Regions from separate parts of the Homo sapiens genome. Here regions 2, 3 and 4 are each linked to region 1. Evidence: chromatin loops called from intact Hi-C (ENCODE). Cell type or tissue: CD4-positive, alpha-beta T cell. All regions are shown on one strand. Each heading gives the region's core, and the rest is flanking DNA. Links, peaks and the distances in the headings are about the cores only.

What was found. A loop is a pair of places that touch in the nucleus more often than their neighbours do. Peaks named below come from ENCODE experiments on the same cell type or tissue, not always from the same donor. Only the 100,000 strongest peaks of a DNase experiment are listed, where the experiment ranks them.
Region 2: it touches region 1 in a loop (16-fold over the local background); 65 of 110 quality-filtered maps call a loop at or near these places.
Region 3: a loop joins it to region 1, with 4 times the contacts of the local background. A loop is called at or near these places in 13 of 110 quality-filtered maps.
Region 4: a loop joins it to region 1, with 3 times the contacts of the local background. A loop is called at or near these places in 20 of 110 quality-filtered maps.

Annotation. Positions count from the first base shown.
Region 1 is chrX:41,111,974-41,119,355 of GRCh38, reverse strand. The region is part of intron 1 of USP9X (ubiquitin specific peptidase 9 X-linked); the gene reads right to left. Among named protein-coding and RNA genes, the nearest start is that of USP9X, 30 kb to the right of the region's middle. RefSeq lists an enhancer at 2,254-2,313 and a silencer at 4,574-4,706. In CD4-positive, alpha-beta T cell, for the core only: a CTCF peak has its summit at 4,076 (motif pointing right); DNase peaks (open chromatin) are centred at 2,245, 4,065 and 5,015; H3K27ac peaks cover 723 bases.
Region 2 is chrX:40,874,071-40,881,452 of GRCh38, reverse strand. No RefSeq gene overlaps it. Among named protein-coding and RNA genes, the nearest start is that of MED14OS, 140 kb to the right of the region's middle. RefSeq lists an enhancer at 2,186-3,059. In CD4-positive, alpha-beta T cell, for the core only: a CTCF peak has its summit at 3,376 (motif pointing left); a DNase peak (open chromatin) is centred at 3,372.
Region 3 is chrX:41,006,567-41,013,948 of GRCh38, reverse strand. No RefSeq gene overlaps it. Among named protein-coding and RNA genes, the nearest start is that of USP9X, 75 kb to the left of the region's middle. In CD4-positive, alpha-beta T cell, for the core only: no CTCF peak of the experiment used is centred there; a DNase peak (open chromatin) is centred at 3,678; H3K4me3 peaks cover 1,003 bases; H3K27ac peaks cover 1,049 bases.
Region 4 is chrX:40,929,717-40,937,098 of GRCh38, reverse strand. It overlaps the pseudogene RPS2P55. Among named protein-coding and RNA genes, the nearest start is that of USP9X, 150 kb to the left of the region's middle. In CD4-positive, alpha-beta T cell, for the core only: no CTCF peak of the experiment used is centred there; a DNase peak (open chromatin) is centred at 3,648; H3K4me3 peaks cover 923 bases; H3K27ac peaks cover 928 bases.

The DNA of each region.
Region 1 (7,382 bases), core at 1,276-6,275:
ATTTTGGGTTTTTTGTTGTTGTTGTTTTGAGACCCAGGCTGGTCACGAGATCCTGGGCTCAAGCAATTCTCCTCCCTGGCCTCCCAAAGTGCTAGGATTACAGATGTGAGCCACCATGCCCCGCCCATCTCACCTTCCACTTTGTCCATTCTCTCTCATCACCTGGCTCCATCCAAAGCTACTAAAACTAAAACTGCTTTAAGCCAGAAGGTCTTAATCGAGACGTAGGGATGGGCTTCAAGATTAATTCCCCTAAAAATTACATACAAAGCTTTTGAGTATGTGCATTAGGGGACGCATGAGAAGAAGGTCCACAGATCAATGTTCTACTTACTGACAAATCAAATAACTGCTTCTCAATATTCATCCTGTTTGCCCTCTTCTCATCATTAGACACTGACCACCTCTCCCTTCTTGAAACTCTGAGCTTCCTTGGCTTATATAATCCTGGACTCCAGGTTTCCCGTCCACTTCTCTTCCAAGGAAAGGGGTAGAGTGGCAGTTCGTACAGTTCTTAACATTGAAACTGAGGTGAAAACCACTAGAGAGTTGGCTCTACACGTCTAGAATTCAGGCAAAACTTGGGAATCTTGAACACAGATTCAACTATTCACAAAAGGGTAGGAAGAGATGGATTCATCAGCACCACCTGGGAGTCTGTTTTTTTTCCCGAAAATAAATACAACCTCCACTCCCTACCATCTCCTCCTGAGAGTGATGAGGTTAGCGACTATATATTCCCAAGTGTGGGGCAAGTAGGGGGCCAGGGAGATCACCTTGTCTACTAAGCCAATACTGTGTCTCTTTTAAAAGTCTTTCCAGGAAGCAATACAAGGACGAACAAAATGTGGTACCTATGTTCAGTGGATTATTTAGTATTTTTTAAAAAGAAAGGAAATTCTGACAGGTGCTACGATATGGGTGAACCTTGAGGACATCATGCTAAGTGAAATAAGTCATTCACAAAAGAACAATACTGCATAATTCCAAGTACACGGGTACCCAGATTAGTCACGCTTGCAGAAACAGAAAGTAGAATGATGGTTGCCAGGGGCTGGGGGGATGGGGAGTTATTGCTTAAGGGGTACAGCGCTTCAGTTTGGAAAGAAGAGAAGTTCTGGAAATGGATGATGGTAAGCATCCCACAATGTGAATGTACTTAATGCCACTGAACTGCAAACTTAAAAATGGTTAAAATCAGCCGAGCACGGTGTTTCACGCCTGTAATCCCAGCACTTTGGGAGGCTGAGGCAGGTGGATCACCTGAAATCAGGAGTTCAAGACCAGCCTGACCAACATGGTGAAACTTGTCTCTGCTAAAAATACAAAAATTAGCTGGGCGTGGTGGCGCACACCTGTAATCCCAGCTACTCGGAAGGCTGTGGCAGGAGAATCGCTTGAATCCGGAAGGCAGAGGTTGCAGTGAGCCGAGGTGGTGCCACTGAACTCCAGCCTGGATGACAGAGTGAGACTCCGTCTCAAAAAAGAAGAAAAAAGGGCCGGGCGTGGTGGCTCATGCCTGTAATCTCAGCACTTCTGGAGGCCAAGGTGTGCGGATCACGAGGTCAGGAGATTGAGACCATCCTGGCTAACACGGTGAAACCCCACCTCTAATAAACATACAATAGCGGGCGCCTGTAGTCCCAGCTACTCGGGAGGCTGAGGCAGGAGAATGGCGTGAACCCAGGAGGCAGAGCTTGCAGTGAGCCGAGGTCGCACCACTGCACTCCAGCCTGGGCAACAGAGCAAAACTCCGTCTCAAAAAAAAAAAAAAAAGAAGAAGAAAAAAAAAAGGTTAGAATGGTAAATTTTATGTATATTTTCCCACAGTAAAATTGTATATATAGAGTACTCACTGTTCCCTTACCTTGCAGTTCTTTTAGCATTTGGAGATCATTTGAGCTAAAATACCTCAAAATTATATTCTCATATTTTTATGCACAATATCCTTCCATCTATATGAATTCAGTAACCATCTATACACAAATCAGAAATATCTGGCAAAAGTCATGGTATAAATTATTCTAGACAAAAGTATCATGTGGATAACTAAGGGACTATCCCTTTAAACAAAATAACTAAGATAAATGGGAAAAGCGGCAGTGTGAAACTCCTCTCTCAAAACACCTTTCTCTAAGACCACAGAACTAAATCATCTTCTGCTTATGACAGGACACTCAATCAGCAAAAGCCTCAAGCTGCTTGCTATCCCTATCTCTTATATAGTCTCGCCTTTCTAGCTCTTGGTTTCTGTTTCTTCTACCCGACAAGCTGTCCTCATTTCTATATTTCCGGTATTGCTGAGCAGGTATGTCAGGTCTCAGCATAGCATACTCTGCTGCATCTCTCTACTACCACATAAGAATTTGATCCCTTTCCCTCAGCACACTAAGATGCAAGATAAAGAGCAGGAAATAGGCATGGAGCAATTAAAAATAATTTCTGGATTCAAACATAACTCATTCAAAATCCAACTTCTGTCACTTACAATCTGCCTATCTTAAAAAGAAAGTAACAACCTCTCTCATTCTTTTTCCAGGTATTTAAAATTGAGATGCTATTACCCACACAAAAAAAAGAAAGCCATGAGAATTGCTTTAATAAAAGGAGTCTCACAAATAGCAAGCACAGTAATTCTCAAAAAAATGTAAATTTTCTTTTCCCTTTCTACAATGTACTGTGCAGAGTTCCTAAATATTTCAGGAATGAATCTGAAAATATTGCCTTCAGATATAATTTGGAAAGGTTTGAGTGGGAGAAAAAAACTTATCACAGATACAACTAAGTTATCCAAGAATAACACCACTACTTTTCTTAATAAATCCTATTCAATACTCAAGTGGTGGAAACAGCTGGGAATCACACAGCTTTGCCTGATTTCAAGTAGCAGTCTCACAACTCTAAAAGAGCCTGTTTTTTATGTCACAGAGATTTAGGCATACCTAGCAGGGCTAGAACAAGCTCTCTACCAAGTCAAAGCAGCAGTATCCTACACACAACTGAACAACTTAGTAATTATTCAAATCATTCAATATTTGACACAGTAACAATCACTTTCCATAGGCATGCTCAAATACAATGAATCACAGTGTGAAATTTTACCACATGAAGTTTTACGCTTTATTTCATAAAAACAAAATTATTACACAAACAGAAGCATCTTTAATTTTCTCAATGGGAAATACAACCAAAATGGTGATTTGATTGCCTCTACAACACACAACACATTTTCATATTCAAACTTAGCATCCTAACATCTTCCACAATGGGAAAAGCATCACCTTTACCTAGATAAAGGCTGGACTGCATTAAGTAATCTAGTACTCCATAAACAGCAAACCATTTACTTTAAACTTTGCAGAACTGAATTTCTCCAGCAGCTTTCACACAGGGCCTTAATACCAGAGAAATCCCTTTTAGAACAAAGAATTATCCTTTCTTACCCAGTCATTATCCCAACTCTGCTAAAATTTGCCCTATGTTCCAGAATCTCTCTCCTTTTATACAGCACGTTGAAATCCTCTGATTCTACATATGATCCTAGGATACTTAAGATTTTCTTCTCTCAATTTTTCTTTTCATCCAAAAAAAAGGTGTTTAAATAAAAACTCAAAGCTTAGTCATTCAAAAATTGTGTACTGAGCATCTGCAATGGGTCACATATTGTTCTAATCATAGGAGAATATATGGAAGTACACAGTGCATCAAATATCTCTGCTTTTGTGGAACATTACAGACTGGGGATAGAGACAATAAACAAGCAACAGCAACTCCAACCCCCTACCAGATTATTTCCTTTACTGGACATCAAAGTGAAATGAGTTTCTTAGAAAACAATTTGATAGATCATCCTTAAGCTCAAACATGGAAATTATCTTGACTTGGAAATTAATCTTGACTTGTGAATTTTGCCTATTCCGGTTTTATGCACCAACAATCAAAGGGAATTACTTCTCTTCCTTTCAAATTTCTATGTTTAACCGACATCTATAACCCTTGTTTTTCCATTAAAATATTTGACTCACTAGAGACAAGAGACCTAACTGTACAACACAAGCTATACTTAGCCTTCACCAGTAGAGGGCGCCAGACCTCACTACTTTTTTTTTTTTTCTTTTTCTTTTTTTTTTTTTTGGAGACGGAGTCTTGCTCTGTTGCCCAGGCTAGAGTGCAGTGGCACAATCTCGGCTCACTGCAACCTCTGCCTCCTGGTTTCAAGTGATTCTCCTGCCTTAGCCTCCCAAGCAGCTGGGACTACAGGCAGGTGCCACAATGCCGGGCTAATTTTTGTATTTTTAGTAGAGATGGGTTTTCACTATGTTGGCCAGGCTGGTCTAAAACTCCTGACCTCGTGATCCACCCGCCTCGGCCTCTCAAAGTGTTGGGATTACAGGCATAAGCCACTGCGCCCGGCCCATAAATAACTTTTGATTCCTCAGAAACTTAACTACTAACAGCATACTGATGACAAGAAGCCTTACTGATCATAAAGAGGCGACTAACATATTTTGTTACATGTATTATAATACTGTATTCTTACAATAAAGCAAGCTAGAGAAAAAAAGAAACTCAGAAGGGGTGGTGACTCACACACCTGTAATCCCAGCACTTTGGGAGGCTGAGGCGGGCGGATCACTTGAAGTCAGGAGTTTGAGACCGGCCTGGCCAACATGGTAAAACCCCGTCTCTAATAAAAAATGCAAAAAAAATTAGCCAGGTGTGATGGTGTGCACCTTTAATCCCAGCTACTAGGGAGGCTGAGGCAGAGAATCGCTTGAACTCGGGAGGTGGAGGTTGCAGCGAGCTAAGATCGCACCACTGCACTCTAGCCTGGGTGACAGAGTGAGATAGTCTCAAAAAAAAAAAAAAGAAAAGGGAAAAAAAAGGAAAGAAGAAAATCAGAAAATGTATTTATAGTACTGTACTGTTTTTACCAATAAAGTAAAATTACATCATCTGTTTACAAGATCAATCATCTGAAATGGCGGACAACCACAGCTGCAGACCTCAGACCTCAATCTATGGTACCTATCAAGCAATTCAACTTTTTCTTATAAGAAACTTTGCAGAACATTATAACGTCATGACTTTTCTCTGCTTCTTGGGAGCCTGTTCGCCAGCACCACTAGTGACACTTCATGAGTCCCGTAATGTTATTCAAGGTTTATGGTATTGCACTAAACATGATGAAAAATACATGAGAACATGAGAGATCATTTTTTACTATGATAGACCATTTACTGGAGAGATGAACTGCTCATGCAGAGATCAGCGTCACATATTTTCATCGGATACTTACAACAAACTCATCGCAGTAGCAAAAGGAGATGGCTATGAAATTACAGTAGTAGAGAATGTACTAGTTAATTTTATGCAGTTATGACTTAATCCATCTTTACATTTGTTCACATTTCTCTCAACTGCACGTGGCACCACATGTGGTCTATAAAAACGTTTGTGTGCATTAAGTTTTGATAAATGTTAAATTTATAATAGATTTATGTATATTTTATGGTAGTAAATAGATTATTATCTACATGTATTTTACGCGTTCATGACACACCTTTCTTAATTTTTTCAGTATTTCCAAGCTATGCAGTTTATCCTGTTTTTTTCAAATTGTCACAAATCTCCAAAATATTTTCCAATATATTTATTGAAAAAAATCTGCAGTGAAAGTGGACCACACAGTTTGAACCCATGTTGTTCAAGGGTCAACTATATACTGATTTAAAATTATAATGTGAATGTATAAATCAATTGTTTCATGTTTATTACAATCCAGTAAGCAGCATCTTTTCAGCTAAGCTTTCTTTCAAAATGCCCACCATTTTAGAGTACAAAAATACTTATTTTTGGCCAGGCGCGGTGGCTCATGCCTGTAACCCCAGCACTTTGGGAGGCCGAGGCGGGCAGATCACAAATCGGGAGTTGGAGACCATCCTGGCTAACACGGTGAAACCCTGTCTCTACTAAAAATACAAAAAATTAGTCGGGCATGGTGGCAGGTGCCTGAAGTCCCAGCTACTCGGGAGGCTGAGGCAGGAGAATGGTGTGAACCCAGGAGGCAGAGCTTGCAGAGAGCAAGATCGCACCACTACACTCCAGCCCGGGCGACAGAGCGAGACTCCATCTCAAATAAAAACAACAACAAAAAAACGTATTTTTAAGCCAAGTTTAGATCTTTTTGAATTTTTAAATTGAACATGCTGTTGCTATGACAGATTCAATTATGTTTTTAAAGACAAAATTTTAGTGCATTGTTGTCTAGAAGAAAAAGTAACCTACACAGCAGTTTTTCTACCACAGCATGAGAAAGGACACTAAAATAAGGTTATCACAGGTTTGACACACTTCTATGGACACAGAGAAATTGCCAAAAAACAAAAACTGTATAAAGCAGAGCACAAAATAAAAACAGCAAACATTAATAGCTTATATGCTGGACTTCAAGGATTCTTTTGGTGCCTCAATCGAAAACACATGAAATGTGAGTGAAAATAATTATTAAGGGGATAATCTTGACTCTAATATTTTTAGGTAATCTCATTTGCAAACATTACTATTTTAACTAATTATTTAATTGCTTATAATTACTTGTAGCATACACCTCACAATCAATTATATTTAGACACTATGGTCCATAACCACCCTGTGGGCAAGGCGAAACAGGTCTCAGTATTTATGCTAAAGATTTTTTTTCTTTTGTGGACTTGTTGGTTCCATTCCATTCAAAAGTTCTCTGTGGCTCCTTTCCAGTTCTTAGTTTGTATATTATTCTTGAAAAGTTTTAAGTACTTACTTGTGTATCAAGCACAACAGTAGGTGCTTTATTTGTATAATCTCATTTAATCATAATACCTATCTCATACAGCCATCAGTCCAATTTAACAGACATAAATAGAAGCTAAGAGATTAAGTACACTGAGCTTATACAAGATCACAATAATTTCCGTTAAGACTCTAAAACCCTTGGCTCTTCCAACTATACCATGAAGGTTCTCTACAGAATCTGTTGTTCTCTATAAATTCAAACGGGGAGAAAAGGAAACAACAGGGAAAAGGGATTGAGCTTTCTTTTGAAAGCAGTGACTGTCAGGCCTGCATCCATTCCTACAATTGTTTTGTTCTTTCGGTATTAAAAATCATCACTATGAGTTTTACTGAAATGCAAAATATGTCACAGCACTGCTTAAAAATCTTCAAAGACTGGCTGGGCGCAGTGGCTGACGCCTGTAATCCCAGCACTTTGGGAGGCCAAGGCAGGCAGATCACCTGAGGTCGGGAGTTCGAGACCAGCCTGACCAACGTGGAGAAACCCCATCTCTACTAAAAATACAAAATTAGCCGGGCATGGTGGTGCATGCCTGTAGTCCCAGCTA
Region 2 (7,382 bases), core at 789-5,788, 240 kb after region 1:
AAGTCAGACCTGCAACGAAGTCTGATAGATCTTCCAGTCTTTTCCATCTCCCTCCCACATTTTCTCTCACAGGCATTTTTTTAAATAAATCTCTTGCGTGTTTTATCTCATCTTTGGGTCTGCTTCTCTGAAGACCCAAACTAACACCATCCCTCTCTTTTTTCCTCCCTCCCCAGCTTCCTTCTTTCTGTACCCTGTCAACCATACTGGAGGTGCATGGATTAATACTATTAATATATGGTTCCCATTCTCAAGGTTCTCAGTCTATTAAAGGACACAGACCTAGAGATAATTCTAACACAGTGAGATAAGTGCAATGACAGAGGTATGCATGGGGCATTGGCAGGGTCCAGAGGAGTGGTATGTAACCGAACTTGGAGCTGAAATGGAGGAAAACATTGAATAAGAATTAATAGGAGTCAGCCAGGTGAAATGAGCTAGGTAGAGGGAGGGGTAAAAAGACATTGCAGGTTGTTGTGTTGCTGGGGCTGATGTTTTTAGGCAAGGGGGGCCAGCAGAGGGGGCCAAAGAGGTGGGGAGGGGCTGAGTATAGGAGGGCTTTGAACGCTGCCCTGAGGGTTGGACCCTTATCCTGGGGCCATTGTTTTCTGAATGTGGGTCTAGGCCAGGCTGCACGAGAATTACCTGGCATCTGATAAAAATATCCACCCAGATAGAGTGCCCTGCAGGGGGGAGCTCATTAGGGGATGAAATATGTGGGTTTTTTTCCCTCTCTCTTTTTTTAAAATCAAAATTTGTCCCTTCAAGCTCTAGAGAGGGCTAGAAAAATCCCCTAAGAGATTTCAAACAAAACAAAAATTCTGAAGGATTACTTGACTAGTCTCCCTTCCCTATGTAGTATAGTACTACTGGTCCCCGCTGTTGTGGGAAAAGTTTTTTTGTTTTGTTATTTTATTTTTTTGAGACAGGGTCTTGCTGGAGTGCAGCCTAGGCTGGAATGCAGTGTGTGATCATAGCTCACTGCAGCCTCCAATTCCTGGGTTCAAGAAATCCTCCCACCTCAGTCTCCTGAGTGGCTGAGACTCCTGGTGCCAGCATGCCTGGTTAACTTTTCTTATTTTTTGTAGACACAGGTTCTGGCCATGAAAACAAAAGAAGGCCAATGTTATCAAAACAATGGAATTAACATTTAATCCTTATTCTGTGCCATGCATTATTCTAAATTATATGCAATAATTAACTTCTTATAGAACTCCTCTGAGGTGGCCGGGTGCAGTGGCTCACGTCTGTAATCCCAGCACTTTGGGAGGCCAAGGTGGGTGAATCACGAAGTCAGGAGTTCGAGACCAGCCTGGCCAACTTAGTGAAACCCCATCTCTACTAAAAATACAAAAAATTAGCTGGACGTAGTGGCGGGTGCCTGTAATCCCAGCTACTCAGGAGGCTGATGCAGGAGAATCACTTGAACCCGGGAGGCAGAGGTTGCAGTGAGCCGAGATTGCACCACTGCACTCCAGCCCAGGCAACACAGCAAGACTCCATCTCAAAAAAAAAAAAAAAAGAAAGAAAGAAAGAAATCCTCTGAGGTAACCTATAGCAGATGCTCTTGGTGTCCTATCCACACACCCTCAGGCTTTACCACTTCAGTGTGCCCCATTTGTTGTATCTGTTTGAGGGCTTGGCCCAGAGCTGACAAGCTGGAAGTGTCAAGGATTTGACAACCCCAGGAGCAGCCCTCAACCAAAGACTATGGCTTGTTAGTGTATAAATACTCCAGCTCCCTCGCTCCTAATGTGGGATGACTCTGAGGCTCATGTTCTATACCATATCCCATAGTTCCTTAGTGGGATTAGGCCCAGAGTGGGCCACTCTTCTATCTTGCTGGATAACCCATCCTTTAACTCTTTCTCTTCGTGGACTTGTTTCCTGACTCCTCTACTGGTGTTTTCCTTCACCTCCTGATATGGCTTGGCTGTGTCCCCACCCAAATCTCACCTTGAACTGTAATAAACCCCACGTGTCAAAGGTGGGGCCAGGTGGAGATAATGGAATCATGGGGGCGGTTTTCCCCATACTGTTCTCATGGCAGTAAGTCTCATGAGATCTGATGGTTTTATAAATGGGAGTTCCTCTGTTCAAACTCTCTTGCCTGCCACAATGTAAGATGTGACTTTGCTCCTCATTCGCCTTCCGTCACGATTGTGAGGCCCCCCCAGCCATGTGGAACTGTGGGTCAATTAAACCTCTTTTCTTTATAAATTACCCAGTCTTGGGTATGTCTTTATTAGCAGCGTGAGAACAGACTAATACACCTCCCAAATAAACTATTTGTACTCGAGCCCTTGTCTCACAGTCAGCTTCTGAAGGAATCCAAAGTAAGATTTAAATGAAGACCACAGAAAATCTGAGAATGTTTCGAAGAATAGAAACATCTACATGTAAATAGAAAGAGTCACTGAGTTGTAATGGTTCCTAATCACCAGCTCTCCAGGCTTGACAAGAATGCGTATTTGAACTCACACTAAATCTTTTAACAGAGGCAAAGCACTTCCAGGATCATAAAGACCACTCAGAGATTTCTCAACTTTACCAGGCATCAGAGCCTTTTTCCTCCCTTTTATTCAAGAGAGAAAAAAGCCTCCAAATGTCTACCTAAAAAATATTAGCTTAAAAAGAGCTCAGCTTTGCCTTTCTGAGTCATCTGCACTCAAACTTAGACACATCTGTTACCTGATTTTAAAGGGATCCTAATTCTTGCCAGTTGCAAATCTGAGCTAACTAGAAAATTAGATTTTATAAATTATATTTTCAGAGAACATAATAAAGACAAAAATGTATTTTAAATTGTCTTTCCACATACACTCTCTTAACTTACTAAGCTGCTTTTCTGAACACTGGAGAGTAGAAATCCTAGCACTGTGTTTTATATTGTGCTGATTATGCTAATTAAAATGTAATGAAACTTCGGCCATTTTGCGATTTTAAAAATGTGTCATAATATACCACCAATCAACACCAATAATGTCAAATAAAAGACCCCATTTTGAATTGTAAAAACTGTGATGATATAGCAAGATAAAGGACTAAGTGTAAGATGGGGGAATATTGGTGAAATGACTAATTGAAATTTTTGTTGGCACTCTTTGATTATTTCCATCGGTGGCCATTAATTTGCTTAAAACGGGTTTTGTGACTCAGGGTTATGATAAAATTGCATTAAGTCTTGCATTTTGTACAAAGAAAACTGACTCAGTCAGCGTTTCCAATTACCAGCCACATCGGGAGCTTTATTAAGCAAATAAATACTATTGACAATATATAAACAGAGATATCACTTACATATTTGTTGACTCCACCCGATTAGGGTAAAATGTGCAGTACAAGATGTTTACGATAACTTACTGTTTAACTGATCAACATTGCTAATAAAGCTGCCCCCTGCTGTCCTGAATGAAAATGCATATGTTTAAAAAATTATGAAAGAAGCTATTTTAAGCCTAGAGGATAGACTCTACATCTTAACATCTGTAAAAGCTTTTTACATGAAATATAATTCTTTCCCCAGTATTTGAATCATGGTTATAACATACAAATGACAGCAATATCAATTTAATTGAGGTCTACTTAATACCATAACTATGGGCCTTTATTTTCCTTCCACTCAATTCAACAAACTTTAGCACTTAGATTTCTGCTTTTGTAAATAGTCACTGGCAAACTCATTTCATATTGTTTTATTTATTTATTTATTTTTGAGATGGAGTCTTGCTCTGTTGCTCAGGCTGGAATGCAGTGGCACCGTCTCCGCTCACTGCAACCTCCGCCTCCCAGGTTGAAGTGATTCTCCTGCCTCAGCCTCCCGAGTAGCTGGGACTATAGGCACATGCCATCACACTGGCTAATTTTTGTATTTTTAGTAGAGATGGGATTTCACTAAGTTGGCCAGGCTGGTCTTGAGCTCCTGACCTCAGGTGATCTGCCTGCCTCGGCCTCCCAAAGTGCTGGGATTACAGGCGTGAGCCACTGCGCCCGGCCTCATTGTTTTAAAGGTCCCTTTAATATGATATGCATATTAAGTTATTTGCACATTTGCATTAAAAGGATTAGATAGCATGGAAACTGTAATAACAATTACAACAATAAGGGCTAACATTTACTCAGTACTATGTGCCAGGCATTCTGAACACAGACCTTCTCATTTTAGTCTTATCACAACTCTATAAGTATCATTATTATCCCCATTTTAGACGGGAAAACAGAGGCACAGAGAGCTAAAGAACTTGCCCTAGGTCAAACCATTAAAGGTGGCAAAGCAAGATTTAAACCCATCATCCTGATAAACCCTTAGTGCTAGTTTGTAGTTAGCCATGGCTGAGCCAGCAGAAATCAATTGTCTAAGGTAACTACCAAACAAATACGAGAGACCAAACCAAAGTTTGTGCCTGCACTTCTCGAGTGATTCTCTTTTTATTTTTGAACTAAAACATTTATTACAATGGAAAATGGGCAAATGATATGTTTCATGTTTTTTGTTTTTCTTTTCTTTTTTTTTTTTTGAGACAGTGTCACTCTGTCGCCCAGGCTGGAGTGCAGTGGCTCAATTTCGGCTCACTGCAACCTCCGCTTCACGGGTTCAAGCAATTCTCCTGTCTCAGCCTCCCAAGTAGCTGGGATTACAGGCACCCACCACCATGCCCTGCTAATTTTTTGTATTTTTAGTAGAGACGGGGTTTCACCATGTTGGCCAGGCTGGTCTCAAACTCTGGGCTCAAGCGATCCACTCGCCTCGGCCTCCCAAAGTGCTGGGATTACAGGCGTGAGCCACCGTGTCGGGGCTATAGCTTACTTTTAGCTCTTCTTCCAATCTGGTGAAGGGAATTCCTTCCATCTTCTCATCCTTTTTTGGCCACCTTTTCACTCCATTTCTAAGACCTCCTTTGTCTCTTCCTACAGTAGAACCCTGTGTTCTCTCTCCTCTATTGGTAGGTTTAATTACATCATCTAATAAATGAGCATTAATAGTGTAAAAAGGAACAATATAGTACAAAAATGTTTGCTATTTTGGTTACGCAAAACGTTTGCTTCTGGCTGTAAACAGAATACTTCTCTAAAATTGGCTTAACAATCATGGCATTTAGTAACTTATATATGTCTAGATGTAGGTGATACCAGAGTTGCCTAATTCAGTGGTACATTATCAAGGACTTACGTGATATTTCTCTTACTGTTTCCCTATCTTCAGTATGGTGGGTTTTGTGCTTCATGATCACAAGATGGCTTCAGTAGCTCCAGGCGTCACATTCTCACAAAATAGCATTGAGAGGGGGAGCAAAAAAGGGAGGAATGTTTCCAGTCTTGTGTCCCTTTCTAAGAGTGAGCAAAACTTTCCCAAGATTCCCCCATCAGATTCATTAACCAAGTTTAGATCACATGCCCATGCTTAAACTGATCAAAGACTAGAGGAATGAAATCACCCTAAGTGTCTGGGAATTGGGTGTTGGGGGAGTACCTTCCCTGAGCACATGGCCAGGTGTTTCTGCAAGGTGAAATGATTTGGGGAGGTAACCAATAGTGTCTGCTAGACTTCATCATTTTGAACTACTGAAAATACACACACAAAAACGTGCTGGAAACACTTAAAAAGAGGTAAAGGTAGGGAGAATCCCTCGGCATGACCAGTTTTCCTGATTCTTTCATAGAATAATTTCCAACTTTTGACATGGAAAGCCCTACCCGTGGTTTTAAGTTCTTTCAATTTACCTTCCTCCCTTATTTCTAGACAGCTGGCTACTAGATACTAGAACCTGGACTCTAGCCTAGTCTTGCAGCTGAGGTTAAATTGTTCTTTCCAAATACTAAACAGACTAAACAGTCTGTGTAGTGGAGGAATAAACTGCCTTGACTTGATAAAGGTCCATGTTTCACTCTGTCCAATGTGCCACCATGATCCTTATCAGCTACTCAGAACCCTCCACCCTTCACTTGGCTTACTGTCCTTCCCCACCTACTCTTCCTTAGACTTCCTTAGGCTTTGTTCAAAGGGAGAAGAAAACCAATATCCTTTTAAAGCCTTATGCTTTAAAAGGCATTTCACATGGCTATTGGATGTCATGTTCACAAGAACCATAAGAAGTAGATGTTATCATCTAAGGTCCAGAGAGGTGAAATAACCTAACTCCAAATCATGCACTTGATAGGTAGTAGATTTGCCATTCAAACCCATTCTGGTATCTTCCAAAGCTCACATCCCAGAACAGCAAGCAGAAGTTTCCCAGGCTCTTCTTTCTCTGCCTTGGTACATCTCCACCTTGGCCTACCCTTGGTGGAGGTGGGGGAGGGGGAGAATAAATCTGGAGTCACAAGCCCTGGCTTGGGCTATCCCTGTCTTCATGTAGTGCCTGTGTAAGCTCAGGCAGGGCAGGTCACCTCTCCTTTACCAGTCTTAATGTTCTCACTTGTAACACGAGAGTAACACCTACCTTGTAGGGTTGCTGTGAATATTAAGGCAATAGATCTGCATTCTCTTTTATAAAGGCCAAGCACTACATGAATGTGACAAGCCATTATTATGGATAGATTTCTTATTTACCTACGTAATAAGATATGAAAATGGACCTTCCCAATGCTGTTTTGCACCAATACAAGAGACATCCAAAAGGAGTGTGCTCAGATCTACAGAGGCTGACTTTACAAAAGGTATGCTCTAAGACTCTCAAATGCCCTCAACAATTTTGACTACAAAGGCATCAAGAGAGGGTAGAAGTAAGAAGGATTTGTGAAGAAGGTTCTTTAGATAAGGCTACTGCCATGCTGTGGGCATCCCTCTCCGACCCCTGAGGTGATGGGGAGCCCCCTTTTAACCTTAAGTCCGTGAAATGGTACTTTAAAGGGACCCTTGAAGAGGTAACTGTGTGTTCTCTGTGGTTGGGGAGCTAGGATCAGAGCCTGAATTAAGACAGCCTGTGATAGCGGGCTGCACCTCTGCATGTGGGAGCCATGGGGGAAAAAGAGGCTGGACGCTAGGCATGGCAGCTTACACCTGTAATCCCAGAACTTTGGGAGACTGAGATGGGAGGATTGTTTGAGACCAGCCTGGGCAACATAGTGAGATCCTATCTCTACAAAAGTAAAAAAAATCGGCTGAGCGCAGTGGTTCACGCCTGTAATCCCAGAACTTTGGGAGGCCGAGGCGGGTGGATCACGAGGTCAGGAGTTTGAGACCGGCCTGGCCAACATAGTGAAACCCCATCTCTACTAAAAATACAAAAATTAGCCGGGCATGGTGGCAGGCACCTGTAATCCCAGCTACTTGGGAGGCTGAGGCAGGAGAATCGCTTGAACCTGGGAGGCGGAGGTTTTGGTGAGCCGAGATTGCACCACTACATACCAGCCTGGGCAAGAGCGAGACTCTGCCTCAAAAA
Region 3 (7,382 bases), core at 1,044-6,043, 110 kb after region 1:
GGAGTTACGCCATGTTGGCCAGGCTAAACTTGGCCTCCCAAAGTGCTGGGACTACACTGTGCCTGGCCTTTATTTTTCATTTGTTTATTTTTTTAAGAGACGGTGTCTCGTTCTGTGGGCCAGGCTGGAGTGCAGTGGTGCCATCATAGCTCATTGCAGCCTCAAACTCCTGGGCTCATGGAATCCTCTCACCTCTGCCTCCAGAGTAGGTGTGACTACAGGCATGCACACCACATCTGGATATTTTTAAATTTTTTGTAGATACAGGGGTTTCACTATGTTGCCTAGGCTGGTCTTGAACTCCTGAGCTCAACAGATCCTCTTGCCTTGGCCTCCCAGAGCGTTGGGATTACAGGCGTGAAAGGTGTGAACCTTAGCACCAGCCAGAAAATTCTTTTTTTTTTTTTTGAGACAGAGTCTCGCTCTGTCACCAGGCTGAAGTGCAGTGGCACGATCTTGGCTCACTGCAACCTCCACCTCCTGGGTTCAAGCAATTCTCGTGCCTCGGCCTCCTGAGTAGCTGGAATTACAGGCACGCGCCACCACGCCACCACACCTGGCCTGAAAATTCTTTAAAACTGGAAAGGAAAGGCCAAGCGCAGTGGTTCACGCCTGTAATCCCAGCACTTTGGGAGGCCGAGGCGGGCGGATCATGAGGTCAGGAGATCGAGACCATCCTGGCCAACATGGTGAAACCCCGTCTCTACTAAAAATACAAAAAATTAGCCGGGTGTGGTGGCGCGTGCCTGTAGTCCCAGCTACCAGGGAGCCTGAGGTGGGGAATCGCTTGAACCCGGGAGGCAGAGGTTGCAGTGAGCCGAGATCGCGCCACTGCGCTCCAGCCTGGCGACAGAGCAAGCCTCCGTATCGAAAAAAAAAAGAAAAAAAAAAACTGGAAAGGAAATACTTCTGAGTCCAGGCAGACAAAGCCTGGTGGATTGAGGGGCGGCCCCCAAGGGATGTGTTCTCATTCCTAACTCCGGCACCTGTGAATGTGACCTTATCTGGCAAAAGGGTTTTTGCAGGTGTAATTAAGTTAAGGATCTCAAGATGAGGAGATCACCCTGGATCATCTAGGTGGGCCCTAAATTCCAATGACAAGTGTCCTTATTAGGGCACTTATAAACTCATAAAACTTATAAACTGGACACAGTGGCTCACACCTGTAATCCCAGCACTTTGGGTGGCCGAGGCAGGAGGATCACTTGAGCCCAGGAGTTAGAGGTTGCAGTGAGCTATGATCACGCCACTGCACTGCAGCCTGGGTGACAGCGAGACCCTGTCTCAAAAAAAATAAAAATAAAAATAAAAAAGGGAGAGACAGAGAGAGACTTGAGACAGAAGAGAAGATGCAGCTACACAGAGGAGTTGTGACAACAGAGGCAGAGATTGGAGTGATGCGGACATAAGCCAAGGAATGCTAAAGATTGCTGGCAACCATCGGAAGCTAGAAGGAGTACAGCCCTGTGGACACCTTAGTTTTGGATGCCTGGTCTCCACAAGTGCGAGAGGATGCGTTTCTGTGGTTTGAAGCCACCATGTTTGTGGTACTTTGTTACGGCAGCCCTAGAGAACTAGGACTCTGGTAGTAAACCCAGCAAGCTGGAGATAAAACTCCAGGCAGAGCCAAGAGCCAAGAGTTTGGGTCCCTGGGAGTCTCAGGGGGTCCCAGGAGTGGAGACGATCTCTTCTTTGTGAGGATGAGCTGGTGGTTGTCTGGGTTGCACAGTGGTCCCCCTGTGCACTCCTGTGACCAGTGGCCGAGGAGGAATCTGCGGGCTCAGGACTGGCTTGAGAACATTTCATACTCTTGGCCACTGTCAGCATTAGTGCTGCAGGGATGGGTGGATGATCTAGACACAAGTGAGAGTGAGAAGACTTTTAAAAAGCAGCCAAGGAGAAAGCAATCTGTATTTGCTTGGTGGAAATAAAATTCTACTGCACTGTGAGCCAGGCTTATTAATGCAGAGTAGGGAAAAGAAATTGGCAAAGCCAGCCACCTTTTATTTGATAAAGTGACCAGCCACCTGAGGCAGGCATGTTTTAAAGACACTGGGTGAAAACGCTCACTGCGTGAGGGTGGAAGAGGGAGACAAACAAGTATGATTTTGAAAGAACAATGGCATAGAACATTCACATACATACAGACTGCTAGGAAGAAAACGCTGAATTTCAAAATTCTTCTCCACTGGAAACTGTTCTAAGACCTCCTTTCTCTGTTGCAAAGAGAGGAGGCTACAATAAGGAAGAGAAAGGAAAAGATCTTTGATGTATTTATTTATTAACATTAGAGCCTTGACTATTCACCTCAGCATTAACCAGGTAGATATTGTCCTGTTGGTTTTATAATGTTTAAGAATCCTTGAACATCGGTTTGCTCCTGTTCACGTGTAATTTCACATTTAATTTAATTAATGTATCTATTTTGAGATGGGGTCTCACTGTATCACCCAGGCTGGAGTGCAGCGGTGAGATCATTGCTCACTGCAGCCTCAACCTCCTGGGCTCAAGCGATCTTCTCACCTCAGCCCCCAAAATAGTTGGGACTATCAGCTTGCGCCCCACCCCTGGCTAATTTTTATTCTTTTTGAATTTTAGTAGAGACAAGGTCTCCCTTATGTTGCCCAGGCTCAATTTCGTATTTTATATTTAAAGAACTAGATTTCCTAAATAAGAATCACTCCTTTCTCTTTCAAGAGAAGATAGTTACTTAGAGGGTAGACAGGACTGATTATTTTCTTTGGTATGCCCTAAGGAATTATGTAAAACTTGACAGAAAATTTCCAGACTACAAAAATGGCTTCACTACCAATTCCTTCCCCTCTTCCATCTTTTGAGCTTAGAAAAACAAGATAAAGAAGGTTATGTCTTTTCAGTTATTCCTTTCTCATCTATTTCCCCAGTTTGGTCTACACTGAAAGCATACACGATTCTTCCTCCACTGGTTCATTGAATAATCTTCTTTCCTTAGTTCCCACATATCCAATCTATAAATCAAGCACATGAGATATATAGATTCTAAGTATCAGGTGGAATTCTGCCTTACACTCCAGAACATTTTTTTTTTCTTATGCTGTTTTTCATGTAAAGCAGAATCTGTAAGTATCGTAACAGGATTCAGCCAGGGAAACAGAGCCACTGTGAGTATTCTAGGAATAAAACCGTTCACAGCTGTGGGAAGAGCTGGGGAAGTGAATGTCTGGAAGGAGGAGTCAGAAGATCAGAGAGTCACTAGCCGTTGCCGGAAGCACTGGTGCAGTTGGACAAATCAGAGCTTGCAGGAAAATTCCAGAAGCCAAAGCACATCTAGCCACCGAAGCAGGGCCGCGGAGGGGGAGTTCGTGGAGAGGTTTATGGGAGCTGTGGCCTCTACGTAGCTCCCGCCCCATGTGGGGCGACAGCCAAGCCCCTGGTGGTGGGCCCGAGGCAGCTGTTGGGTAGCAGAGCCAACAGCAGGAAATGTTAGCTGGGAGGGAGCAGAGGAGAGAGCCGGATAAACCGGGAGCTGCAGGGCCTCTCAGGGCCCCTCTGTTTCTGTCCTTCACTGTATCTGACGGGAAACCTGCCAGGGGCAGTGACTGCTGCTCGCCTTCCGCCCTACAATTCTTGCACAAGGTTCTCTTTTGGCCAACTCTAACCCGGAAACACAGCAGGGAGGGGCTTCTAGGAAATGGAGTTCCCAGCCTTAATCGAGTTGCCATAGCACAACTCAGCACCGCATCTCCCAGCGTGATCAATGAAATGACATCACAGGCTCGGTAAAAGCCATTTAAAAATAACTCCTTCATTCTACTGTTCCTCAGCTCAGAAGTCAGGTGCGTGCATAGGTCGCCCTTCGTTAAGATTCTCCACTTACGGAGGTGGTGGACCTGGCAGGGTGTTGTAGGAAGGAGTGGCATGTGCTGAGAAGCTCACAGGATCCTTAGTCCTGGCTGTGACTCACAGGTATTGTGTAGCCTCGGGCAAATCCCTCTCCTCTGTGCCTCTGGTTTGTTCATCTGTAAAATGGGCAGAATTGTACTCAGTTGGCTTTTGCATGGTCCAAATGAGAAAACGGAAGTGAAACCCCCCTGTAAACTGCTAAATGCCAGGATAGTTATAAATTCCTTTTTTTTTTTTTTTTTTTTTTTTTTGCGGGGACGGGGAGGACAGAGTCTCGCTCTGTCGCCCAGGCTGGAGTGCAACGGCACAATCTCGGCTCACTGCAACCTCCGCCTCCCAGGTTTAAGCGATTCTCCTGCCTCAGCCTCCCAAGTAGCTGGGATTACAAGCGCCTGCCACTGTGCCTGGCTAATTTTTGCATTTTTGGTAGAGACGAGGTTTCGCCATGTTGGCCAGGCTGGTCTCAAACTCCTGACCTCAGGTGATCAGCCCGCCTCCGCCTCCCAAAGTGCTGGGATTACAGGTGTTAGCCACCATGCCTGGCCAAATTCCTTTATTTCAAGGAATATTCTTGAGCTTGGCAAAAGTTTGGAGTTTACGTACAAAATACATACTCAAAAGGAATTATGAAGTGAATGAATTCCTGAATAAACATGACTTGGCATCATGGGGAAACAATTTACAGTATTGGTGGGGACATAATTTCAGAGATGGAAGCTGCCAGAAGAGCTTCTTTTCTCCTAAAAGCCCATCCCAGGACCTCACTAGTCCTGATAACCCAGAAGTTTCCCTGCCACTAAAAAGATCTGTTTATTTTCCAGTTAACAAAGAGTGAAGAGGACACTATCATCATCATCATCAACATCATCATCATCATCATTATTATTTGCCTGAAGGCCCAGAGTACACCGTAATGGAGTACTGCTGATGGGAAAGGAATTAGCATTGACCTCTCAGGAGGTTAATTTGGGAGTTTAGCTCATGATCTAGTAATTCTGCTTCTGGAAGTTTATGAGAAGGAAGTGCTCTAATATGTGCGCCTGTGTGATCGCTGGGCTTTAGCATTTTAGGGGTGAGCCAACTGTATCTCAGAGGTGGCCATGTCTTGCATTGAGGAGAGAGAGCACCTGCGAGAACTTCCATGCTATATTCTATTTGGGAAGAACTTGAACCTTGCATAACGTAAACGAAGAGAATTAACAAGAATTTGTGGCACCCCTTCTGTGTCAGTTCTTCTTCCAGATAATAGGAATATAGCAATAAACAAAACAGACCAGGTTCCTGCCCTCATGGGGGAAAGAGGCAATCTAAAAATGAAAAATGGGCCAGGCGCGGTGGCCCACGCCTGTAATCCCAGCACTTTCGGAGGCCAAGGTGGACGGATTACCCAAGGTCAGGAGTTCAAGACCAGCCTGGCCAACATGGCGAAACCCCATCTCTACTAAAAATACAAAAATTAGCTGGGCGTGGTGGCACGTGCCTGTAAGGCCAGCTACTCGGGAGGCTGAGGCAGGAGAATTGCTTGAACCCAGGAGGTGGAGGTTGTAGTGAGCTGAGATTGTGCCATTGCACTCCAGCCTGGACGACAGAGCGAGACTTCATCTCAAAATAAATAAATAAATAAATATAAAGATGAAAAATGTCACCAAATGTCAGATTAAGTACCAAGAGGGAAAATAAAGCAGCGTCAAGGATTAGAGAGTAATATGGGTGCTATTTTTAGATAAGGTGGTCAAGGGGGGGCCTCTTTGAGGAGGTGCCGTTGGGTCAGAGACATGAATGAACAAAGGCAGGAAACTATGCTGATATTTGAAGGCAGAACATTTCAGGAGCGGAGAAAGTAATACACAGGCCGAAGATGAGAAGGAAGTTTACGAACTTCGTTTCTGAGACAAGGTCTCACCCTATCGTCCAGCCTGGAATACAGTGGCATGATCATAGCTCACTGTAACATTGAACTCCTGGGCTCAAGCGACCCTCTCGTCTCAGCCTCCTGAGAATGAACTTCTTTATTCAGGGGACAGCAGGGAGACCAATGTGGCTGGAGCATGGTGAGCAAGCAGGGAGGGTGATAGCAGCTGAGGTTGGAGAGAAAGCCAGGGGACAGATCACACTGGCTTTTGATTTGGGTCAAGTCAGGTGGGAAACCATTGGAAAGTTTTGAAGTGGAACATGACCTTTGCTGGCTTAAATATTGAAAGGCTATCCATGAGGAGTAAATTACAGCTGGGCAAGAGTGGACACAGAGAGACCAATTAAGACCTATTGCAAGTGGTCCATCCAGGAGGCTGTCAGGAGGCTGGACCAGGGCAGGGCAGCAGTGGAGAAGGTGAGAAGTGGTCAGAGGCAATAACACTATAAGAGCAAAGCTGAAGGGATTTGCTACGAGGTCAAATGTGAATTGTAATAGAAAGATGAGAGTCAAGGATGACTTCAAGGTTTTTGGCCTGAGCAAGTGGAAGAATGGAGCCGTTATTTACTAAGAAGGGGGATGCTAGGCAGGAGCAGGTTTGGGAATAATGCAGAATTTAATTATGGACAGATTAAGAATGAGATACAGCCTGGGCAACATGGCGAAACCCCATCTCTACTAAAAATACAAAAAGATTAGCTGGGCATGGTGGTGCGCACCTATAATCCCAGCTACTTGGGAAGCTGAGGCAGGAGCATCGCTTGAGCCCGGGAGGTGGAGGTTGCAGTGAGCCGAGAGTGTGCCACTACACTCCAGCCTGGGCGACCGAGTGAGACCCTGTCTCAAAAAAAAAAGAAAAAAAAGAAAAAGAATGAGATACAGAATAACCATTCAAACTGGGTTATTTAGGTTCTATCCAATACTTTTGTATTTTTAGTGGAGCAATTGGGCACATGAGTCTGGAGGTCAGGACAGAAAATACAAATTTGAGACTCATTAGTGTATAGAGGGTATTTAAAGCCGTTAGACTGGGTGAGCTCATGCAGGAGTGAGCAATAATAGAGAAGAGATCTAAAGTCTGCATACTGGGACACCCTGATGCTGAGAGGTCAGGATGAAGAGAATGAGCCAGTGAGTGAGGAAGAAAACCAGGAGAATGTAGCGTTCTCGAAGCTAAATGAAGAAGATGTTTTAAGGAGGAAGCTGCTGCCTGGGATTTGGGAGGGATTAAATAATAAGCAGGAGGGGCTGGGCGCAGTGGCTCATGCCTGTAATCCCAGCACTTTGGGAGGTTGAGGCAGGTGGATCACCTGAGGTCAGGAGTTCGAGACCAGCCTGGCCAACATGGCAAAACCCCATCTCTATAAAAAATACAAAAATTAGCTAGGCAAGGTGGAGTGCGTCTGTGATCCCAGCTACTTGGGAGGCTGGGGCAGGAGAATCGCCTGAACCTGGGAGGCGGAGGTTGCAGTGAGCCAAGATTGTGCCACTGCACTGCAGCCTGGGTGACAAAACGAAACTCTGTCTCAATAAAAATAAAAAATAAAAATAAGCAGGAGGCATTTGGAATTTTCAGGGCTGCTTGAGT
Region 4 (7,382 bases), core at 1,259-6,258, 180 kb after region 1:
TGGGCCTCCCAGGGTGCTGGGATTGCAGGCGTGAGCAACTGCGCCCCGCCTTTGTGTACCTTATGTGAGGAAGTCCTGCTCTTAATCAGGATCAGTCATGCAGGCCCTGATCTTGCTACTCTGGTTCCATGTCCTGTGAAGACCAAAGCTTACCAAGATAGCTTTTTCCCTTCATGGTGGCAGATAGTGTTGCCCCCTGCACCATCTATAACTGGGAAATGGCCACTATTTCTTCCCTTGGGCTTCAGGATAGAATTACCTGGTTTCTCTGATGATCAGCACTCTTCCTTAAAACCCAAATCAGGAAGGAATGAACAATTTTCTGTGTTTGGCATGGATGAAATTAGCACTGTTTGGCTTTGTAGGCCCCAGACAGGCAGGCAGCTTAATTTTTTCCTTGCATATTCTAGTCTTCATAAGTATTACCCTTTGTCCTGCTGGTAATGACATAGTAGATAGTATACCAGCAACTGGGCATCTGGGGATTTTAATCCTGAAAACAGTGGGTCTGATACTGCTTGTGTTTTTCATCAGTGTCCACCCCAAGTGGGTCTTCCTGCTACTCCCTTCACTTAGTTGCCCCCTACTTGCCATCTGAGCAGTTGGTGAGGATGTCCCAGGCCTAGGTTAAACTTGGAGACATGCTTGACCATTCTATTCCCTGCTCCTTTCAGATCAGTTTGGCTGCAATTTTGGTTCCTGGGACCCTCGAGCATAGCTGGGAAATCAAGTTAGAGGTGTAACTGCTTTAAAATGTGCCAGCTTATGAGGTAATTAGATTGGTTCTCTCCAGAGGTAAACTTCCAAGAAGAGATGCTATAGATGCTACTCTTACGCTGTAAAACATTGTGAAATCAGATTACTTTCAAATGATGTATTACAAAGTTATGGAAAAAAAGCAGTTGTGACTATGGAAGCCCAAGGCTTATATCCCAGCTGTCTTACACTAAATATGGGTACTGTGTTTCCTCTCTTTGTCTGCAAAATGGGAGCTAATATCCTCCAATCTGTGTGCCTGACATGGTGGTTAAAAGGATTAAGCAAAACAATAGTTTGTAATTTATTCTGTCAGAGCAAACTACTGGTAAATAAATAAAAGGGAGTAAGTTGACTAAAAAAATTTTTTTATAAATAAGAAAAACCATAATAAAACAAGTTTGTAATTTGTAATTGTATACAAATAAAAGATGTTATTTAAAAAAAAAAAAGAGCTTCTTTTCAGAGAAAACACCAAATGGCGGATGACGCCGGTGCAGCGAGGAGGGTCCGGAGGCCCTGGTGGCCCTGGGATGGGGAACCGCGGTGGCTTCCGCGGAGGTTTCGGCAGTGGCATCCGGGGCCGGGGTCGCGGCCGTGGACGGGGCCGGGGCCGAGGCCGCGGAGCTCGCGGAGGCAAGGCCGAGGATAAGGAGTGGATGCCCGTCACCAAGTTGGGCCGCTTGGTCAAGGACATGAAGATCAAGTCCCTGGAGGAGATATATCTCTTCTCCCTGCCCATTAAGGAATCAGAGATCATTGACTTTTGCTTGGGGGCCTCTCTCAAGGATGAGGTTTTGAAGATTATGCCAGTGCAGAAGCAGATCCGTGCCGGCCAGCGCACCAGGTTCAAGGCGTTTGTTGCTATCGGGGACTACAATGGCCACGTCGGTCTGGGTGTTAAGTGTTCCAAGGAGGTGGCCACCGCCATCCGTGGGGCCATCATCCTGGCCAAGCTCTCCATTGTCCCCGTGCGCAGAGGCTACTGGAGGAACAAGATCGGCAAGCCCCACACCGTCCCTTGCAAGGTGACAGGCCGCTGCGGCTCTGTGCTGGTGCGCCTCATCCCTGCACCCAGGGGCACTGGCATCGTCTCCGCACCTGTGCCTAAGAAGCTGCTTATGATGGCTGGTATCGATGACTGCTACACCTCAGCCCGGGGCTGCACTGCCACCCTGGGCAACTTCGCCAAGGCCACCTTTGATGCCATTTCTAAGACCTACAGCTACCTGACCCCCGACCTCTGGAAGGAGACTGTATTTACCAAGTCTCCCTATCAGGAATTCACTGACCACCTCGTCAAGACCCACACCAGAGTCTCCGTGCAGCGGACTCAGGCTCCAGCTGTGGCTACAACATAGGGTTTTTACACAAGAAAAATAAAGTGAATTAAGCGTGAAAAAAGGAAAGAAAGAAAGAAAGAAAGAAATATAGCCTCTGAGCCAGGTGTGGTGGTGCACACTTGTAATCCCAGCTACTGGGGAGACTGAGGCAGGCGGATTGCTTGAGTTCAGGAGTTTGAGGCTGCAGTGAGTTATGACTGCATTACTGCACTCCAGCCTGGGCAACGGAATGAGACCCCGATTCTTAAAAGAAAGAAAGAAAGAAATGGATTGTGGAAAATCATGAGCTCTCAGATGTATAAAATAATGGGTTGCTGGCTGGGCGCGGAGGCTCACGCCTGTAATCCCAGCACTTTGAGAAGCCAAGGCAGGTGGATCACCTGAGGTCAGGAGTTCAAGACCAGCCTGGCCAACATGGTGAAACCCCACCTCTACAAAAAATACAAAAATTAGCCGAGCATGGTGGCGGGCTCCTGTTATCCCAGCTACTGGGGAGACTGAGGCATGAGAATTGCTTGAACTCGGGAGGCAGAGGCTGCGGTGAGCCGAGATAGCGCCACTGCACTCCAGCCTGGGTGACAGAGTGAGACTCCATCTCAAAACAACAACAACAATAATAATAATAGGTTGCTAGAGAAATATTCCTGGATTCCTGGAATAGGCCCAGAGGGAGGGGTTTGTACCAACCCCAAACTTGCCCCTGCCCTTGTCCCTCCCTGCCTTAGTAAGTTCACAGGGACTTGCCTGAGGCTGCCCTCTGGCTGGCCTAACCACACTTAACAATTCTCTGCCCCAGATGAGGGATGGTAGTTTGCTAGATCTAACGTGGTGAAATATACAAGGAATTCAAAGCATTTTGTTAATATTTTGTAATATTTTTCACACAGAGTTCCTGTAATGGGGTATTGTTGCCTCTGTGTTGCAGTTAAGAGACAATGAGATTTAGAGTGACTTCCTCATATCACACAGTCAAAGGACTTCTGAGAAGTGAACAAAGTTCTGCAGACATAAGGCTTCTGACTTTTACCACTGCCAAGTAATCTCCCCCGAACAGCCTCTCCCCACCATATCAGGTTTCCTTGGCTGAGTATTTAGGAGGCTGCTGGTGAGTCTAATCACTTGGGACATCTTAATAACTGAAGTCACATTGGAGGGGAAAACTCATAAAGAGGCTGTGGGTGATTGAGGGCATCTTCTCAGAAGTCTGGCTCCAAACACGCGTGTTGCCACATACTTGGAATTCTGCGAAGAGAATGCAGAAATATTTCAATCAAAATATCAGTGAGGTTTATCTGATTCTTCCAATACAGTGTTTTCAGAGAAGGAGCAAGCGCTCCAGTAACTGAAAAGCAGCGTTTATTCAAAACAGTAAATGAAGTATTTGTTATTGGCAAAAACAAAGACATAATGTGGATCCCGAGGCAGACTTTCAGGAAGCCAGGGGTGGAGGAGAGAAAGGAAAGAAGAACTGAAAGAGAGAAAGCTTAGAAAAATATGCAGTTTGGTCTTGGACCTTTGCCAGGAAAAGCTGGGTAATGAAGGATTAAAACCGAAACAAAATGAAAAGGAAATAAGGGTAGGAAAGGGCCACGAAGAATAAAGAGCTGGTGATGTGTTTAGTATAAATGAAAAGATCCCAATCTTATTGTGGGTTAGGAGTGTGGGCATGGGGGATGGGGACAGCAGGCTGAGGTCAAACTCAGGGAAAAAAAAAATTAAAAACCCCAGCAAATAAACAAGCAGAGGGGAAAAGATGAGTAAGTAGAAAGAGAAAAGGAAGCACTTTTAACAGGAAGCCGACCAAAATAGATATGTACAGTGCCATCTGAAGGGAAAGGGGGAGAAGGGGCCATTAACGCCATGTAAGCTTAGGAATTTGGGGAGAGATGATTTTAAATATTAAAAAACAGAGGACCCAGCCTGGCCAACATGGTGAAACCCCATCTCTACTAAAAACATAAAAATTAGCTGGGCATGGTGGCGGGCGCCTGTGGTCCCAGCTACTCGGGAGGCTGAGGCAGGAGAATCGCTTGAACCTGGGAGGCGGAGGTTGCAGTGAGCCGAGATCGCGCCACTGCACTTCAGGACACAGTGAGACTCTGTCTCTAAATAAATAAATAAAACAAAAAACAGAGGCCCTTTCGAATGACCTGCAGATTCTATCCCTGTGAATTACAGAGGGCGGAGGCTCTGGATGGTGTCACAGGAATGGTTGGCTGCCATATTTTCCATCCCAGAAGTCAGCCAATTTCAAGGCCAGTGGACAGGATCATAATCACTGTTTTTCAAGGGCTCCAAAGGCCTAGGGTGGCCGTCAGTGGGGCAAGAGGATGAGGGGATGTGTAAGGCCATGAAGGCATTGGGATGGATGAGTGGGTTGGTTGGCAAGAACCCCTGACCACCTGGCTGCAAACATCACAGTAGAGAGCCAGGCCTTGCCTGACCATGGTCTCAAAAAACTTCATCTCCTACTGCTAGGACCACTTGATGTCCATCTGTTGGTGCAGCCTTCTCTCAGCTCTAGGACAAATTCTGGCCTTAGCTGGACTCTCAGGAACCCTAGCCCCATATGCTGGGACCTGGAAACAGGGCATCCTTGCTGCTTATATTGTCTTGACCTTGGGGTTTTTGTTTCCCTAACTGGAAGCTACAGTTCTACATGTTCTTAGCTACAGTTCTACTCTTGACCCTCTCTTGGTCTTGGATTTGTTCCTTGTATTTAAGGCCATGCCTTAGGCCCCTGTCTGCCTCCTAATGCCCTCTAAGGCTGGGGCTCCTGACTTAGTCTTGGCAGGCTCCTTGCCATAACCCAGAATGCTGCCAAAACTCCTTCCTGGTGATTGGCTCCAACTACTGGAGACAGATGACTCTGTCACCCATTGCCTGTCTGTCCTCTTGGCTCTCTAAGCATTGCTTAAGCCTGGATTTCCATCAGATGCTCTGAGCACCTTTAGGGAATTCTGTTCATCCATCTTTGGCCCTCCTAATGCTGCCTGTGTCCCACGGTCAGTCAGCTGCCTTTGCCATATATGTCAGATGCCACGGGCTGTCTGCTATATTGGACTGCTCTCAGCTCAGAAGCTGGGTCTGTGACCCATGTATCTGCAGCTGTGCCTGTCTCACTAGCATCAGTGTTATTCCAGAGGCCGAGGGGAAGGTGGTTTGAGGTGCCAGTACTTCCCAGCATGCCCCATCTTACTGCAGCCCACTTGGTCATTCTCAGGGGTCTTCTGAACTTAAAAAAAAATAGAAGTAAAAAAATAGCTTGTTTTAGTATCTTCAAAAATAATTTACCAGCAGGGTTGTATATTTAACTACACTGGAGCACAGAAGAAAGTAGAAAAGACATGTTTAGAATTCAGAGAGGCCAGGCACAGTGGCTCACACCTGTAATCCCAGCACTTTGGAGGCCGAGGCGGGCAGATGGTTTGAGCCCAGGAGTTTGAGACCAGCCTGGCCAACATGGTGAAACCCCGTCTTTACGAAAAATACAAAAATTAGTTGGGCATCACGGCGGGCCCCTGTAGTCCTAGCTACTCGGGAGGCTGAGGCGGGAGAATTGCTTGAACCCAGGAGGTGGAGGGTGCAGTGAGCTGAGATCGCGCCACTGCATTCCAGCCTGGGCGACAGAGTGAGACTCCATCTCAAAAGAAAAAAAAAAAAATTCAAACATGTGACAGACATTGACCTTGACCTACTCACATTCCCTTGGCACTCACTCTTCCAGTACAAGACTAAGGCCTCCAACCGCAAGCACCTGTGAGTCTGCCTGTGCACTGGCGCTCAGCTGCGGGCAGGGCAGGCAGGAAGTGCCAGAGAGTGAACACCCCTGGCAGCAGCCCTCAGCCAAAGATGGAAAAGAGTTTAGGATAAATACCGTGTGTGTGTGTGTGTGTGTGTGTGTGTGTGTGCGCGCGCGTGCGCGCGTGTGTGTGTGATGTACGACTAAACCCCAAAGTGCAGTCTACACTTTCTCACAGAGCTCTCCAGTGGGATGGTGCCTCGGTTGCCCATAACTGTAACATGTTTCATAACTCACCCTTTTTTTTTTTAAGAGATGGAGTCTCGCTCTGTCGCCCAGGCTGGAGTGCAGTGGTGCGATCTCGGCTCACTGCAAGCTCCGCCTCCCGGGTTCACGCCATTCTCCTGCCTCAGCCTCCCGAGTAGCTGGGACTACAGGCGCCTGCCACCATGCCCAGCTAATTTTTGTATTTTTAGTAGAGACGGGGTTTCACCGTGTTAGCCTGGATGGTCTCAATCTCCTGACCTCGTGATCTGCCCGGCCCATAACTCGCCCTTTTAAGCTTCCCTTCTCTTTCTTGTCTCATTTTCCCACTTTCTTACGGTATTTCCTGAGAGCATCTCCCTCCGTACTCCCCAAATTTGTGCTCATATTTTTGTCTTGTGGTCTGCTTCTAGGAGAATCCAAGCTAAGACAAGAAGTTTCATTTCATATTCAAGGTTAAGGATCTAATTGTTTTTCTGAGAAGGCACACTTGCTTTGAACACCAGTGTAATACTGTAATAGACTTTCTTTTCCTTTCCTTTCCTCTCCTCTCCTCCCCTCTCCTCTCCTTCCTTTCTCTCTCTCTCTCTCTCTCTCTCTCCTTCAGAGTCTCACTCTGTTGCCCAGGCTTGAGTGCCATGGTGCGATCTCAGCTCACAGCAAACTCTGCCTCCCGGGTTCAAGTGATTCTCTTGCTTCTTGCTTCAGCCTCCCAAGTAGCTGGGATTACCCATGCCCACCACCACTCCCAGATAATTTTTGTATTTTTAGTAGAAATGGGGTTTCACCATGTTGGCCAGGCTGGTCTCGAACTCTTGACCTCAAGTGATCCTCCTGCCTCGGCCTCCCAAAGTACTGGGATTACTGGTGTGAGCCACGGTGCCCAGCCCTGTAATACCCTTTCTATGATACATTATGATAGAGAAAAATACCAAAGTCTCCTGTGAACAGCACTTCTTACCTGGGTTACATGGACTCTAGTGGCCTTTGAGATATCAACTGGGGTTATGAGAATTGGGGGTCAGATACACTTAGGTTAAACAAAATTAAGCAAGTTTCTTCACTTCAGCACTCCTGTAGTCTTTAGGAAATTAATGGGCTTTGCAAATTACCAGAAATGCAGGCAAAACTTCCTTCTCTGTTCCTTCCACTCTTGGTTCTTACTCTATCCTTGGGCGAGAATGCCACACAACAAATTGAACCCTTTTTCTAGAAAACAACTCCTTAGGCTGGGCGTGGTGGCTCACGCCTGTAATCTCAGCACTTTGGGAGGCCAA